Linked DNA regions of Homo sapiens: region 2 is linked to region 1. A link is a loop called in an ENCODE intact Hi-C map of the cell type or tissue named here. Cell type or tissue: PC-3. All regions are shown on one strand. Each heading gives the region's core, and the rest is flanking DNA. Links, peaks and the distances in the headings are about the cores only. Region 1 has its middle 290 kb from the start of LINC02672. Region 2 overlaps PCDH15 (protocadherin related 15).

Region 1 (2,933 bases), core at 221-2,720:
ATAGTTTTCTAAGCCACGAATAAGCTATATTTCTCCATATACTTAAGTCTCAGTTAATTTTTTCAGCAATAGTTTGTAGTTAGTGTAGAATTCTGGTAAATTTTATATTTTATTTCAAAAATTATATATTTTATAGATTCTATCATAATTTGAATTTTTAAGTATATATATTTTATTTTTTTATTGCCAGCATACAAATGTACAATTGTGTTTTTTGGCATGTCATCCTCGTACACAGGGACTCTTGAAAGAACTAGTCCACCATGGGCTCTGAACTTCCCCACACATTTTTGTTGAGTGTATCAAGAATGCAAGACTCTGACCATTCTCTACCTCAGCCATTTCTTAGCATTACATTTGCAGCAAGCTGCTGTTGTCATGAGTAATAAATTCTTTGTCTGTGACCCAGGAGTCTTGGGCCTTCTGCCAAAGAGAAAAAAAAGTGACAGGCTAACTTGTTAGCTTGTAAGTAGAATAAAATCTGAGACCCTTCACAGTTCTTGGTAACTCCATTGCTAAACTCCCTTATTAATTGTTAACAGTTGTTTTTTAGATTCCTTGGGATTTTCTGTATAAACAGTCATGCCATCTGATAGTTTATTTTTTTCACATTTATTGCTATTTAAAATTGACAAAATTGGCTGTACTTACTGTGCACAACACGATCAAAACAAGTGTTAATGAGGATGTGGAGAAAAGGAAACTCTAATAAAGATTTAATTCTTCCTTTCAAATCTCTAAGATTTTACCTTATTTTATTGTGATACCAATAGCTAGACCTTTAGTAAAATGTTCAATAGAAATGGCTAGAGTAAAAAACCTTTGCTTTTTCCCAATCCTAGATAAAAATCATTCAATATTTAGCTATTAAGCATGATGTCAGAAGTAGGTTTTTTGAACATGCCCTTTACTAGAATGAAAGTGTTTCCTTCTCTTCCTAGTTTGGTGACAGTTTTGACTATGAATAGTTATAGCATTAAAAAGATTGTCTAAAAGTCATAATTATCATATATTCTTTCTCCTTTATTCTATAAGTATAATGGATTATGTTTGAATATTCAATGTGTCTCCTAATTTGTCTTCTTGGAATAAGCCTTAACTGTTATAGTATATGGCTTTTTAAATTATTATTCCACTGTATATTGTTCCTAACTAGCCACTTTGGCCCTACATATGAAAAGATACTGTCAAACTATTATCTAATGTAAATCTGTCTTTGGCTCAGGGTGGCAGCATTATACCATGGTTTAAAACTTCAGCACTAAAGTTAGGCTACATAGCTTCAAAAATGCTTCTAGCATTTATTAATATTAATTTTCACCCTTTGAGAAGTTATTTAACCAGCCTTAGTTTAACCATCTCTGAAATTGTTATTGGGAACAATAACAGTACTATTGTCATACAACTGTGAGAATCAAGTGGAAAAATATGAATAAATAGCTGATAAATGAGAGCTTATCATTATTTGAGCAACATGTATTAAACATCTGACCTGATTGTTGCAACTGGAATAATCAGGTCAAGTCAGATACCTTAGTACATGAAATAATTACTATCTTATTACCTAAATGAACTGATTGTTTAATAAAACAGAATCAGTTGTAAATGTTTGATTCAGTTTCTGTGAAGTTTCAGCTTGATATTATGTAATATTGAAATTTTGGTAGTTTACTTTTTAAAAGTGAAAAACTAGCTTTTTTACATTTTTCACCAGATGTTCTTTTACCAGAAAGAAGACAAGAACCTGGGAAAAATTTCCTCTGTCCTTTCATATTTCTAGAGGAAATATGAGAAGAACCTGGTTAAAACAAAACATCTCAAGGGTAGAGGATGTGGGCTCTAAAATAATAAGTCTGAGACAAAGAGAGACTATAGAGGGAAAAAAATAATGTCTAGTGCTAGAAAGTAGAATAGAAATGGACTTAGGAATATGCCTCCTCACTTTGCTCTTCCTTCTGATACACTGAAGATAGCCTGCTCCCTACAATTTTAAGATACTTTCTTAAGATGCTTTTGTCAGGAAACTTTGAAGTAAATGGAGATACGAACTGGCTCTGGGAGAAATACAAATGATCAATAAAATCGTGAAATGATTCCCAACCTAACTAATAACCCATGGGATATGAATTAAAATAGCCATTCAGTAACTTGGGTGTTGGTCAGAAGACAATAATTTTAAAGTGCATTGTGTTTGATTTGTTATTTTAAACCAACAAATAGCTCTCTCTACATTCTATGACATAAACGATTCAGATTCCTTACATTGAAAAATCCTTAAAAATCACACCAATAAAAACACCATTGTATTAGTAATCTCGAGGTACTATTTGGGTCTGATGTAGTTACCTGAGGATCTATTTCTTATCTTATAATCATTTTAAAGAAAAGCTATTATTCAATAGAGGTAATATTTTTCATAAAAGTATTATGGAGTAGATGAAGGTTGACAATTTTATGCTTAAGAAAAATGTTTCCAAAATACAACATAATTTGGAAAATGATAGCATGTGAAAAAAAAGTCTCGAATTTATCTTTTTGCTCTATGCTTACTTTTCCATGCTTGTTTCTTTGTTCACTTGTAATATACTAGCTGCCTCCAGGCGAAATTCAATAGCTTTTGAATAGTAATAAACAAATCAACTTAGAACTTAGCTTGAGTTATGAAAGGTACATATATTTGGTTTTCAGGAGGAAAGGAAAGACTCATGTAGACAAAACCCAGTTAGCCCTGTGGAAATTAGGCCAAAGCAATGGGAACAACCTGAAATCACAGCATGACATTGAGTGCAATGAATAGATGAAAAGGAGCTTGAGGCTTAAAAAATAATCGTTTATAGCTTCCCTGCTTTCATGTTGGTGTTTTGGTTCATTACTTAGAAAATAAAGATACAAAGACCTAGAGAGTTAGATCATAATTAGAAAAGAGTCACTGG
Region 2 (2,933 bases), core at 337-2,836, 810 kb after region 1:
GAGGTAAAAGATCTCTGCAGGAAGAACTACAAAACACTGCTAAAAAAAAAAAAAAGGGAACCCTTGACAAAAATAAGCACTGTGGAAAGGACTCCCTATTCAATAAATGGAGCTTGGATAGCTGGTGAGCTATATGCAGAAGAATGAAACTGGATACCTACCTTTTACTACATACAAAAATTAACTCAAGATGGCTTAAATATTTTAATGTAAGAACTAAAACTATAAGAATCCTAGAAGAAAACCTAGGAAACACTATTCTGGACATCACCTTTGGCAAAGGATTTATGATTAAGTCCTCGAAAGCAATTGCAACAAAAATGATCATTGATAAGTTGGACCTAATTAAACTAAAGAGCTTCTGCACAGCAAAAGAAACCATCGACAGAGTGAACAGATAACCTACAGAACAGGAGAGAATATTCCCAAAATACGCATCCAACAAATGTCTTATATTCACAATCTACAAGTAGCTTAAAGAATTAAACAAGCAAAAACAAAAAATTCCATCAAAAAATGAGTAAAAGACATTAATAGGCACTTCTCAACAGAAAGGGATACAAGTAGCCAAGAAATATATGAAAAAAATGCTTAATATCACTAATCATCAGAGAAATGCAAGTCAAAACCACTATGAGATACCTACTCACACCAGTCAGGGTGGCTATTATTTAAAAGTAAAACAACAACAGATGATGGGAGGCTGCAGAGAAAATAGAATACTTATATACTCTTGGTGGGAATGTAGATTAGTTCAGCCACAGTGGAAATCAGTTTGGAGATTTCTCAAAGAACTAAAAATAGAACTACCATCTGACCCAGCAATGCCACCCAAAAGAAAATAAATTGACTGAAAAGACACAGGCACTTGTATGCTCACAGCAGTACTCTTCATGATAGCAAGGACATGGAATCAACCTAGGTGCCCATCGGTGGTGGAGCATATAAAGAAAATGTGGCACATATACACTACGGAATACTACATAGCCCTAAAAAAGGAAATTGTGTCCTTCTTAGCAACCTGGATACAGCTGGAGGCCATCATCCTAATTGAATTAACACAGAAATAGAACAACAAATATTACATATTCTCACTTATAAGTGAGAACTAAATGGTGCATACATGTAGACATAAACTTGGGAACAAAAGACACTGGGGAGTACTAGAGGGGGCTGGCTGAGAGGGAGCGTAGCAAGGCTGGAAAAACCAACTGTTGGGTGCTGTGCTAACTACCTTGGTGACAGGATTAATTGTACCCCAAACATCAGCATCATGTGACATACCCATATAATAAACGTGTACATGTACCCTTTGAATCTAAATAAAAACGGAAAAATAAAGAATGGCAAAATTAAAAGAAAAACAAACAATACATTTTGCTAAATGAAATAAGTCAGACACAAAAGGACACATGCTATATGATTCCACTTATATAAGGTAGCTATAACAGTCAAATTAATAGAGACAGAAAGTTACATGGTGGGTGCCAGGAGCTGTGGGCTGGTGTTTGGGGAGTTAGTGTTTACTGAGTACGGAGTTTCAGTTTGGGAGGATGAGAAAGTTCTGGAAACAGACGGTGATGATGTTGCACAAAAATGTGAATGTACTTAATGCCAAAGATGGTTATAATGGTAAGTATCGTGTTCCATATTTTTATTACAACTACAATAATAAAAGATATGTAGGAATTTGCCAGATGAACAAGATGAAAAAGGGCATTGCCATGAAATAAACATAATGAATCTGAAAAAAATAAAAGCATCTTTGATTGCAAAAGAGCAAATTGCAAATATCCAAAGTAATCCTTGTAATACACGTGACATTATAAATTTTACGATGCAGTGCCTATGATTCACGCACACTGTACCTGAACCAGCTGTGAAACATTCATGAATCATAAACTCCTGTATCATCTTCAGAGCAAAAATGCATCCTATTTTACAAGAAATATTCATCAAAAAAGGGAAAGAGAAGTAAAAACCCTGAAATTTCTAGAACCTTTCAAAGATATCAGAAAAACAAATCAATACCTCTGACAGGACCTGTTAATTCAGAGGGTCATGCTGTAAGACAGCTTGCATTTAATTCAAACTGTTTTGGAACAAGATCAATTCTGTAGTGAGATCAAGGCAGCAGAAATTTTTCCTCAGGGCTAAAAATAATAATTCCTTGAGGCCCAGACATTAAATTCCATGGCTTCTTGAAACTATTCAAAAATGAGAAGAATGGATAAAGATTAAAAGAAAACACATGCTGCAAGCTGACAAAACACCTTTTTAGACTTACACCCAATTCGTTCATTAGTCAAATGTGTGGTTTTTTTTTTCCCTTCAGGTAACTGGAGGTGTCAACATTCAACTTCTTGGTCTGTTTCTCGTCATTTTCTATTTTCTCCTGCTATTTGTCTCTGAGCTGTTATACCTGTTATTGCAGTTTCCAACAAGAAAAAGCCAGGAAAAGGAAAGAGAATCAAAGCATCAGAGCGAGTCACCTCACTGGGAGGTGGAACCAGAAGTTTTAAAGCAGTAGCAAAATTTGTATGTTCTGGGTGTCAGTGGACACTTTCTGTATAATAATTTTATTTTACTTTTGTTAAGAATCATGAAGCAACCACAAAAAATTAAATCAAGGCTTATCAAGTAGATGTTTGAAAGAGAAACAATGATTCACCTTATAGGTAGATGTACTTTGCTATTGAAGGGATTGTGGGCAAGTCTAAGCAAAGCTGAAGGGAATAAGGAAATTTCATTCCTTAGAGAAGACAGCATAGAATAATAGTACAGAGAGTGTAGGGTAGAACAGCTTGCATTCTAATCCCACATCTGCAACAGGATTCTCTTTGACATAGGAAAAGTTACTTCTGCTTTGTTGGGAGTATTAAAAATGGAGAAGTTTTCAAGTGCTTAGTGTAGTTCCTGGCTTATGATAGCAT

The links. Peaks named below come from ENCODE experiments on the same cell type or tissue, not always from the same donor. Only the 100,000 strongest peaks of a DNase experiment are listed, where the experiment ranks them.
Region 2: it touches region 1 in a loop (4-fold over the local background); 2 of 110 quality-filtered maps call a loop at or near these places.

What each region holds. Positions count from the first base shown.
Region 1 is chr10:53,314,690-53,317,622 of GRCh38, forward strand. No RefSeq gene overlaps it. Among named protein-coding and RNA genes, the nearest start is that of LINC02672, 290 kb to the left of the region's middle. In PC-3, for the core only: a CTCF peak has its summit at 1,227; DNase peaks (open chromatin) are centred at 372 and 1,222.
Region 2 is chr10:54,122,834-54,125,766 of GRCh38, forward strand. All of the region lies in intron 15 of PCDH15 (protocadherin related 15), which reads right to left. Among named protein-coding and RNA genes, the nearest start is that of MIR548F1, 480 kb to the right of the region's middle. In PC-3, for the core only: no CTCF peak of the experiment used is centred there; a DNase peak (open chromatin) is centred at 1,858; H3K27ac peaks cover 424 bases.